2 separate regions of the Homo sapiens genome follow, and region 1 is linked to region 2. A link is an interaction called in ENCODE POLR2A ChIA-PET data of the cell type or tissue named here. Cell type or tissue: A673. All regions are shown on one strand. Links, peaks and the distances in the headings refer to the core of each region. The heading gives the core; the rest is flanking DNA. Region 1 holds the start of FAXC (failed axon connections homolog, metaxin like GST domain containing). Region 2 overlaps PRDM13 (PR/SET domain 13).

The links. ChIA-PET counts read pairs that join two places held together with the same protein. Peaks named below come from ENCODE experiments on the same cell type or tissue, not always from the same donor. Only the 100,000 strongest peaks of a DNase experiment are listed, where the experiment ranks them.
Region 1: POLR2A ChIA-PET joins it to region 2 with 6 read pairs; 2 of 35 experiments call an interaction of 5 or more read pairs at or near these places.

What each region holds. Positions count from the first base shown.
Region 1 is chr6:99,346,056-99,351,424 of GRCh38, reverse strand. FAXC (failed axon connections homolog, metaxin like GST domain containing) reads left to right here and starts at 1,751. Exons shown (of 6, transcript NM_032511.4): 1 at 1,751-2,318. The coding sequence starts at 2,053. RefSeq lists silencers at 1,402-1,481, 1,542-1,591, 1,662-1,721 and enhancers at 2,913-3,477, 4,368-4,868, 4,869-5,369. In A673, for the core only: a CTCF peak has its summit at 1,422; no DNase peak of the experiment used is centred there; H3K4me3 peaks cover 1,343 bases.
Region 2 is chr6:99,611,458-99,616,826 of GRCh38, reverse strand. It overlaps PRDM13 (PR/SET domain 13), which reads right to left. Exons shown (of 4, transcript NM_021620.4): 4 at 1,265-3,794. The coding sequence ends at 2,068. Among named protein-coding and RNA genes, the nearest start is that of PRDM13, 7.3 kb to the right of the region's middle. RefSeq lists silencers at 2,260-2,309, 3,020-3,239 and an enhancer at 2,305-2,853. In A673, for the core only: a CTCF peak has its summit at 3,287 (motif pointing right); DNase peaks (open chromatin) are centred at 2,006, 2,986 and 3,256; H3K4me3 peaks cover 1,930 bases; H3K27me3 peaks cover 2,756 bases.

The sequences.
Region 1 (5,369 bases), core at 159-5,158, 270 kb after region 2:
AGTGTCTCTAAAAATGTAAACCATATTTGAACCAGAGACCAGATGATGCTCAACAGTTGTCTGACACTACCAGGAAGCAGCAGTGGGCCCCTGGCCTGCATGAGTGGGTGGGGCAGGTCACTATGAGTGAGAGTGAATTGTAGTCAGTGGCTTTCTGGGATAAAAATACTACACTTCCTCTGGGTTCTAACTTGTTTTGGGCATAAGGTTTGTCAGGATTGACTCTCCCTTTTGCCTTCCATATTCTTCCACTTAAGGTAATTTATGCCCATCCCCATGTCTAGACCTAGATATGCAAATAATGTGATCCCAAATATCAAACTTATATTCTTTAAATATTGGCTCAGTGTTCACTGAGAGCAAAGACTGAGTGCTCTGTGGGAAGGGCACAGAAGGAGCATGGAGAATCCCTGGTGCCAGCCCTCCTTGTTCCCTCTTCCAGAGCACTGCAGCTTTGGTCCCAGACTTAACTACTCTGCTTCTTGCCGACAAGGCCAGGCAGCCTTCTGGCCTCTCTCCTTGAAAGACCGGCTGGTGACCACCTCAGTCACCCCAGGAGGCCGTTGGGTTTCACTCCTTGCAACCTACTTATGGGAGCCTCACTTAGAACCACACACATTACTTCTTCCTGGGAGGTCACATTTTCCCAGGAGTGTTTGGGGAGTCTCACATGCTGGTGCCTAGGCATCAGCTGACTAGCCCCTCCCCCCGTCTCGTTGAGGCGACACGTCCATATTTATTATTTATTAACAAGACGACCACACTCCTTGCCTGTTCTAAGGGGCGGGTGTGTCAGGAGAGGAAAAAAAGGGGGAGTCCTTTTGCGCCTCAATCTCTGCTCCATAGGCAAGAGCCTGGAGGTTTCTTTTACCCATCCTTCCACCTTGAGAGTGATGAACCTCCACGGCCCGAATCCTTTTTCAGTTCTTCCAAACAATTTAAAACTATCCATGCTCTTGTTAAAATCTGTGCATATATTACAAGCTTCTATTCTTTGTACTTATGAACTTTAATAAATGAAGTTAAAGGAAAAAAATACACTGAACACACACACAGTTGTTAGACAGATTTTCTAAAACAAAAGAGGGACCCCCGTCCCCCAACCGAAACCCTGTATCAGCGAGTTCCCTGATAGTGACTTCAAAGAGGAAAGACTTGAACTGGGTTTGTCAGAGAAATCTCTCTAGGTAGAGTATTTTGTTATTTGCCAAACCAGACATCTCGTCTCTGCGAACACCTGGTCAAGCCCGAGGTAATTGTGTAATGTAATAAGAGTGTTTTTATACATTATGCAAATACGCAGCGCTTTCCTGATGGCCAGAACAATCTGATTCCCGACTTTAATCCTGGCCCACGCTCCCAGCCCCCGCCTGGTGGCGTCTCCTGCCCGCAGCTCCGCGCCGCCCCAGGTGAGTCCTGCGCGTTCCCTACTCTGGGGCCCGCGGGAGGGGCTGGAGCGCAGGCGGAGGGCCGGCCGGGGTAGGGGAGGACCGGGATCCGGGCCCCGACTGCAGCTTCCTCGCGGTGGGGCCGCATTTCCAGGCACCTCCGCCGCCCTTGCCCGCGCGCGGCGAGCGGTTTTTGGGCGTGCCGCCCGGAGGCGCGGAGCCTGCCCGGCGCGCCTCAGCCCTGCAGATCCGGCCCCGGCGGAGGCGGCCGGACCGCGGAGATGCGGGGAGGGGGCAGGGCGCGGGGTAGGTGACTTTATCCCGCCTCTGTTTCCCTGCCCCGGGGAGCAATGACATCACGCGGCCTTCTCCAGGCGCCGACACAAAGAGCGGGGCGGAGAGGCAGCTGCGGGGGGAGCCGGCGGCCGCTGCTGCCGCCCAGGGCTCTGGGGCCCCGCCGGCCAGGCCCGCCGTCCGCGGCCAGTGCCCTTCCTCCTCCTCCTCCTCTGCCGCCGCCTCCTCAGTCGCCGCCGCCTCCTCAGTCGCCGCCGCCCGCGCCGCCCGCGCCCTCCGCGCGCCTCTGAGCCCGCGCCGGGCCGCGCCGGCCCCTTCCCATGCGGGCGGCGCGGGCCCTGGGAGGGGCGCCCGGAGCCAGCCGCGCAGCATGCACTGGGGGGTTGGCTTTGCTTCGTCCAGGCCGTGCGTGGTGGATCTGAGCTGGAACCAGAGCATCTCCTTCTTCGGCTGGTGGGCCGGGTCCGAGGAGCCCTTCTCCTTTTATGGGGACATCATCGCTTTCCCTTTGCAGGATTACGGTGGGATCATGGCAGGGCTGGGCTCCGATCCCTGGTGGAAGAAAACCCTTTACTTGACCGGGGGAGCTTTGCTGGCCGCAGCTGCGTATCTGCTCCACGAACTCCTGGTCATTAGGTGAGCCGGAGAGAGGGCCCCGCACAGGGGCGCAGAGAGGGGCACCTGGCTAGGGCAGGGCTGGCGCGAGAGGGGCCCGTGCCAGCCCCTCGGTCAAGCTGCCCAGATGCCCAAGCGCCCTGCAATTACCTTTCCCTAAAGGCATTTGTGGTCACCTGGCCGTGAGGGGCAGTTTAGAGTTGAAAGGAGAATTAAACCGGTGCTGGGAGGGAAAAACATTTGTCTCCCAAAATGCTCTGGGTCACTTGTCGTTATCTATTAAGAAATGGCCTTAGGAGGATCTAAGTGCAGTGTGTTTGCAACAATAGAATTGGGCCCTGCAGAAATAGGTTACACTTTTATGAAATGCCTTGTTTATAAGTAATAATGCTGGAATATTAACTGCTAACCTTATCTTTTACCTAAAGGTTAGTTCTTCCCTAAATGTCAACATCAAAAGACTGAAAAATTGCAAAAGCTCCAGAAACCTGCGGGTCCCTGTTAAAGATGCATGACCAAGTGTAGTGGTGGGCAGCTTTGATGCAGCCTTAACCTGGTTCTCTGCTTATCTGGTATTGAACGCCAAGCACCATCTTCAGGCTTAGATGTCATTGTTGTGTGAGCAGTAGGACAGGCTAGCACATGGGTGTGTTGGGCACAACACGGAGTCGCCCAGTGCCGTAAACAGTTGCATCCGCTGCCGCAGAATGTTTACAAGATTGAGTTGGAAATACCAGAAAATGGAGGCCCCTGCTGTTGGTACATCCAGCCGGGACGAGATTTTTGTTTGGGTAGAGTAATACCACAGGGCACTGAGACAGTCGTTTGGCTAATTGATACATCAATTAATGGTTAAAATTTCCATGCATTTGAGCCTTCCGTCACTGGAAGATTACCAGAAGCCCAGTTTTCAATAGCTCAGAATGTCTCTTTGCCAGTATTTTCTAAAGTGAGAGAAATGTGTCCACACTGCCTTATTCCAGTGGAGGAATCCTACACAATAGGTTATAAACAAAGACAGTGATAGGTGACCTGTACTAGCCTGCAGGGATCCCAGGAGATTATTGTGATGGCCTAATGTAGGCATTTGGCCTAACGTACATATTTTGAATAGTTCCCATCTCTGAAAGGGTGGGAAATCATTTAGGTTTGGAGAAATGTATTGGTTTTCATATTATTTAGCCATATTTGAGGAAGTTTATTTTAAGCTTGTTGCACATTTAATTCTCTCAACACATTGCCTTGAATCTAGCTGAACCAAACAAAAAAATTTAAAGAGAATTATCTCTCTAGATTATTTGTTAATTGTGCTAGTTTTAGAACTGTATTTCAAGTTAGATTTCAAGCTACCTAAAGAACTAAAACATTTGGGCAGTAATTTAAATGGTAACCCAGTTGTTTCTCAGTTGTATTCTAGTCTAAAGCCTTTGAGGAGATCCCAAACCATGAGGCTTCTCAGCAGTGGAGGGAGTGAAGGCTTCACAGGACCAAGTTTAAAACAAAGCTTAAATGACCTTGCAGAAACAGTGTGGAGCTCAGCTGCCACTCCGGAGTAGGCCCTGCCCTGGCAGGTGTTGTCACTGGAGACTGGAGAGCTCTCTGCCCACAGATAGCTACTAACTCATTTAGGGGACTATATACCTCAGCACTGGATGCTTATTTGGACTAAGGAGTTTAATCCTAGGTTGATTCACACTTTTTCTTCCTTTTTTTTTTTTTTTCTTTTGAGACTGAGTCTCGCTTTGTCGCCCATGTTGGAGTGCAGTGGCTCGATCTCAGCTCATTGCAACCTCCACCTCCCTGGTTCAAATGATTCTCCTGGCTCAGCCTCCTGAGTAGCTGGGATTACAGGCGTGCACCACCGCGTCTGGATAATTTTTGTATTTTTAGTAGAGATAGGGTTTCACCGTGTTGGCCAGGCTGCTCTTGAACTCCTGGGATCAAGCGATCCTCTGGCCTCAGTCTGCTGAGTTGCTGGGATTACAGGCATGAACCATTGCACTTGGCTAATTTTTTTTTTAACTTTTTTGTGGAGATGGGGTCTCACTATGTTGCCCAGGCTTGTCTCAAACTCCTGGCCTCAAGAAATCCTCCCTCCTTGGCCTCCCAAAGTGTTGGGTTTATAGGTGTGAGCCACCATACTTGGCCAGTTTTGTTTCTGGACAAATGTTTGAGTTGAATTAGAAAGCTCTGAAGTAATGCAAACAATAAAAAAGGGCTATTTCTGAATACTTAGTAGGATGGGCTTTGCATGTGTGACTGCATTTATTCCTCACAACTGTTGTTTGTTCATTTCATAGATAAGGAAATTGCAGCTCAGGGAGGTTAAGCAGCTTGCCCAAGATCACACAGTAAGAGTAGTAGGATCTAGATTCAAATCAGAGCCTGCAGTTTTTAACCACTGCCTCTTAGAAAGTACCTACTTTGGCCCGGCGCGCGGCAGCTTACGCCTGTAATCCCAGCACTTTGGGAGGCTGACGCGGGCGGATCACGAGGTCAAGAGATCGAGACCATCTGGCCAACATTGTGAAACCCCGTCTACTAAAAAACAAACAAAAAAACCCCACAAAAATTAGCCTGGCGTGGTGGCACGCGCCTGTAGTCCTATAGCTACTCGGGGAGCTGAGGCAGGAGAATCGCTTGAACCCAGGAGGCGGAGGTTGCAGTGAGCCGAGATGGTGCCACTGCACTCCAGCCTGGCGACAGAGCGAGACTCCGTCTCAAAAAAAGTACCTACTTTGAAATCCGTTTTGTTGGAGGAAGAGGAAGGAAGAGAAATGTGGAGAACTGAAGCATTGCTCAGGGAAGACAGACCTGTATCAGGTGCCTTTCTTGCAGCGTCTAGGGGAAGAGGAGTGGAGGGGCAAAGGGAAAAAAACCAGGCAGGAAGGTCAAAGACCAAGGCTTTAGAGGTTACATGATAACTACCTCCACTTAAGGTGAAATCTAGGTTTCAATAGTCTTTATAATTTAGGCAGAAAACAAAACAAAATCTGAAATATGTAAGATAGAAAATACACCTTAAAATGACTACCCTGAGTTTCTGGCTATTGCAAACTCTTCCCCAGCCTA
Region 2 (5,369 bases), core at 182-5,181:
CTGCAAGTTGCATAAGAACCTGGCACAGTATAGGTCCTCAATAAATGGTAGTATCTTTGTCACCATATTTACATGTTGATAGTTTTTTTTTCTCTCTCTCTCTGTTAGCTTTCTTTTACAAAGTGAAACATTTTCTGGTCAGCTGACACTAAAAACCTATAATTCCTAGCATACATTTTCTCATAGAAGAAATCTTGCAGATCACCACCAATAGAAATCACATGCCCTCCCCTATCCATGCCCCCCTGCTGTGATGTGCCAGAAAATGTTCCTGCCAGCCACCGGCTGACTAAAGCAGTGTTGCCAACAGGAAGAAAGGTGAAGACTTGCAAATCATTCAGGATTCAGAAAATAATGGGCATTTTTAACTGAGTTAAATTATCAGAGTCACATCCAGACCCTTGGGTGACTCGCCAGAATCTTCAAACTGATCTCTGAAAAGTGCTGCAGACATGGGCCCTTCGGGTACCTGCCCTTAGCTAAGAGGTTGACTGATCCTCCACTTTCTACAGTGAAATCCTCCCCAGAGTGTATATGGGGAGGAAGATGGGTGCTTTCCAATTTTAGTCAACAAAATTATATTCTTTATGATATCTGCCCATTAGCTAGCATTTTTTTAAAACCAGTAAATATAGTCATTGCTTCTAATTTTGCTGTTCTAATTATGGGCACCCCAGTGTCCTTAAAGAGTATGCTTTCTTTTCTGTAAGATAGGACCAATACTGACAGCAGAAGACCATTGGAAGAAGTACATGGGAAAAAGAAACTTATGAGTAAAGCAAATAGATCAGCACTTCCAACAAAACAGACCCTCCTTTAGTATTTGTTGAATTAATAATAAAATATATGAATCATAAAAGACACTGAGCAAGTTTCCTTTCTTGCTTCCCAAGGAAAGTTCTGTCAAAATGGAGCACAACAAGAAATAGTGATTCTACAGTTCCATACTTTTTTTTTGACAATATGTGGGTTTTTTCTTCTTGAAGGTCATGAACTTCTTTCAGTAAACATGAAAACATTTAGCATGATTAACAATAGTTTTAGGAAACAATTGTTTTGCCTGATGTTTGGGAGCCTGTGAAATGCACATATTGAAAATGGTATATTTCCCTGTTATAATACAACACTGCTTAACATTATTTTATGAATACTCAAAGTATTCAAGTCTCCAATGATTTATTTTATTATGCAGTCTCCTCGCAAATTGTTTTCAAATTAAACTACTTCTTTAAAATATCTGCTGAAATCACTAAGTGAACAAAACTCTCGTTTGTATCTTTATTTTTCTTAAAGATTGCACAATCTGGAACCAAAACCAAAATACTATACCCACTGTACAGCAGTCATTATAAAACAACACACACCACATTTGTATTCTACCAAATAGAATATTTTCTTTAAAATTATATATTGCGTGCTCTTAGATTCATGCTTTAGATATTTTACATTTATCATTATTTTCTCATAAATAATTGCAACTTGACCAATTTGTACACCTGCTACCACTATATATTCAATGGGGCAAGGAGTAGTCTTTGACATGAGAACAGATAAAATGTAAACAAGTATATGGATGTCACATCTACCCAATTGTGACTAGTGTTTTGCCTATGCAATGAAATGCTAACGTGAAATACACACACAAAACGTCGTTTCAAAAGGCACAATTTCCTCCACAGAAAAGTACAACTTAAAAATACGTGGCAGTTAAAATCTGCGCCCTCGAAGGCGCTGTGACGTTCGCATTGATGTGATTCTGAACACCAAGAGCAGACCGCCTGGGCGGTTCAGGGTGAGCTCATCCAAGAAGTCCAGAGGCCCGGGGTGCGGAGGTACTGGTGGCACTCGAGCTCTCCAGGTGGCCAGATTTACGCCACCTCTGAACTGTTGCTCTGAGTTTCAGCACCAGATGTGGGACCTCTCACTGTTTCAAATCTGGCGCCCTCTCAAAAACAAAAACGGTTTTGTCCATTGGGTCCCTCTTCCCACCACCAGGAGTTCCTCTACTGCGAGAATAAACCCTCGACTCCTCTCTGTCCTCACCCCGCCCCTTCCCGGGAAGACTCGTTACAAGTCGCGCTCCCCGCCGCCCCCAACCTCGGGGTCGCTCTGGTCGTCTGTGAAGCAGACGTCCACGTCACTGTCGTCGCTCTTGGGATCCCCAGGCTCCGGGGGATAGCCGGGCTCGGCACCCGGGCCGTCGCCCGCTTTGGCGAGCAGACTCTGGCCAGGGTGGCGGGACTTGACATGTCGCTCCAGGTCCCGGCGGCGCACAAGTACCTTGCCGCAGAACTCGCAGCGGTAGGGCGTATTGCCCTCGGCGTGCAGCCGGATGTGCTTGTTGAGATTGCTGGGGTCGCCGAAGGGCCGCAGACAGACTTTGCACTTGAGTGGCTTGTAGCCCGTGTGCGTCCGCATGTGGATCTTGAGCCCATACTTGCGCGAGTACAGCTTGCCACAGTAGAGGCACAGGTGGCCGGTCTTGGGCTTACCTGCGCCGCTGCCTCCGCTGCCGCCGCCCCCGGTGCCTCCCGCCGCCGCGACGGCCGGTGGCAACGTCCCCGAGTCCAGGCGTCCGCGACCCTTCCCGGCAGCCATCTCGGACAGCTGCTGATTGTGCATGGCGATCTCTCGGTCGATGCTGGCCAGCGACCCCAGCTCGGCGGGGCTTAGGGCGGCCGCTGCAGGCCCGCTGAAGTAGGAGATGGACTCCGGATACTTCAGCAGCCCGCCGAAGTGCAATTTGAGCGGGTAATAAGCGGTGGTGGCCGGTGAGCCGTAGAGCAGCTCCCCGTTGTAGACTGTAAAGGCCGGCATGACGGCGGGCAGGTGGCTGCACTCACCACCCGGATAGGCTTTGAGACCGCCCGGGTCGAGGGGCGGCAGCGCGCAGCGCTCGAGGGGCAACCCCGGCGCAGGGGGCAGCTGCGCATAACGCGCTCCTGGCAGCGCGGCGGCTGCGGGCGGGGCGCGCTCCACGTGCTTGAAGGCGGACGCCTCTTCCGGGGGGACGGAGAGCAGAGGGAAGCCGCGCAGGGCCCCAGAGCAGGGCAGGCCAGGCGGCGGCGGCGGCGGCGGGTCCCCAGCGAGCAGGCACTTGGGATGGTGGTGGTGGTGCGCGTGGTGGTGATGGTGGTGACCCGCGCCGCCCGCCGCCGAGTTCTCCCCGCTCCCGGGGCGCCCGCACGCCCGGCCCCCGCCCAGCAGCCTGCCCAAAGCGAGGCCGGCTCCTTGCTTGCTGCTGCTCTCCTCCCGGTAGGGGTCGCCGTGAGCGGCCGCCGCCGCCCTCGCTAGGCCGGCGGGCTTGAAAGCTGAGCGCACGCCGGGGTAGAAAGCCAGGCTGCCGACCCCCGCCGAGGAGCCGCCCACGATGCCGAGGAAGTGCCCTTGTCCTCGGGCGGCTCCGCTCATGTCCAGGGCACGGTCCAGCTGCTCCTTGCCCTTCTTGGGCTGCCCCCACTTGCCTGGGGTCGGCGAGGTGGCCGAGGGCGCGGAAGAGGCCTCGCGCTTGATGCCCTCCCGCGCACCGCAGGCCTGAACTGGTGGCGGGCCCAGGGGGTGGGGTCGCAAAGTTCCTGCCTGGGAAGGCGCGGCGAAATCGGGCGCCGGGGGTTTTGGGGAGAGACCGAGGCCATCAGCCGCTGGGACGGCGCCTTGGCGAGCCGCGTGTTCGTGGTGCAGGAAGGCGCCGCCTCCACCGCCGCTGAACACGCAGTGGAAACGCAGGTGTGCCTTAAGGCTGTTGGGGTATCTAAACGTCCTCCAGCAGTACCAGCAGATGTAGCGCTCCTCCCCTGGGCAAGAAAGAATGGAAAAGCGACCCGGTGAGAGGCGAACAAGCGAGACATAAAGAAAGCGCCAGTGCACCCAAGGCAAAGCCCAAGTTTCGACTAGCGGTGTGGGGAGAGGGTGAAATATAAGTTCGGTAGCCCTACTGTATCGAGGACCCCGAAAAGCCCCAAATGGCCAATCCTTATCAGTGTCTCCATCCTCTGGGACTACTCGGAGGCCAAAAAAGGTGACGGGGCCTTTCCAACGAAGACTTCCTCCAGGCCATCCGAGCAAAATCTTCGTTGGAAGGGCAGCACTCAGGCAGGCTGGCCGTGTAAGAGCAAAGAGCAGCTGTTGCTTTAAATCAAGTGTTGAGGCTGTGCAGTGCCTGGGCCCATCTGTTGGCGTTTGCAGAATAGGTGGCGTATGTCAAGGAGTTTGGATAAGCTGAACAAAGACCAATCTAATGGTCGTGAGCGCCTCATTACCAGGCGAGACAATATCCTGTATGTATAGGCCATATGTAATCATTCCTTTTCACAGGACAATGTCTTTTGTGTCCCCTACCCACCCATTCCACCCCCTTCCAGCCTTAAACACTTTGCCTGAGGTTTTCCTGGAGCGTGACCAACTGAAGGACCACATAGGGACTATGATTTGCCATTCTTCAAAATTATTTGTATCTTTATTTCCTCTTTAACACCATTTAATTTGCTGGGAGAAAAGAAAAAATTCTTATGCCCTGATACTCTAAAAAGGGTGATGATAATCTAAGAAGGATGATGTTGCATTGTCTTGTCTTGTCTGCCACTTGGTAATTAATTAACTCCTAGATAGCTGCACAAATCCAAGCTTAGTAAAGTCTTTGGAGAAAATATATTAGTTTTTTATTATATGAATATATATAAATGATATAGATCGATAAATAAATATAGATACTCAGCTTTTAATAAGTGCAGAATTCTCTACCGGGCACTATATACGTGTTTGGTGTGAAATCTTTTTATGTGTTTAGTATTATTAGCATTAGTTTATTCATTTTGCCCGAGTTTGTGAACACAATCAAGAGACACATATATGAGACATTCTGATCACATACTAGAAGTTAATTTCCACTTAAAAGGGTCATATTACTGCTGTAGAGAGAAATGATCTTGCAGTTGGGTTTCTTTTAAAATGTGGTTGATTGATAATACTGAAGGGAAAGATGTCTGAGAAAGAAGTTAGTTGAACCGCAAGGAAATATCCAAAATATACATCAGTCTCATAAAATTTAACAGGAAAGTTAAATTCTCCCTCTGCATATATGAGCAGCTCAAACTTCTGAAATATTACTACAGAAATAACAATAGGGAAGAATTCCAGATCTTCTTCCCTTTATGTATATTAACTTCTGGGTTTGCATAACACAAGTAGCTCCCACCCCTACCCCATAAGACCTGTGAAAACTCAAGTGATAAGCACTGCATTCCAACTGAGTCCAAGGAGAGCAGAAAGAAAAATGGGAGAAGAGTATTTGCCTATGACACCCTACCCTAATCGTTTATAGAAGTCTTAGATAAAACCATTTCAATATTCTGTTACCTTGTACTGAACAT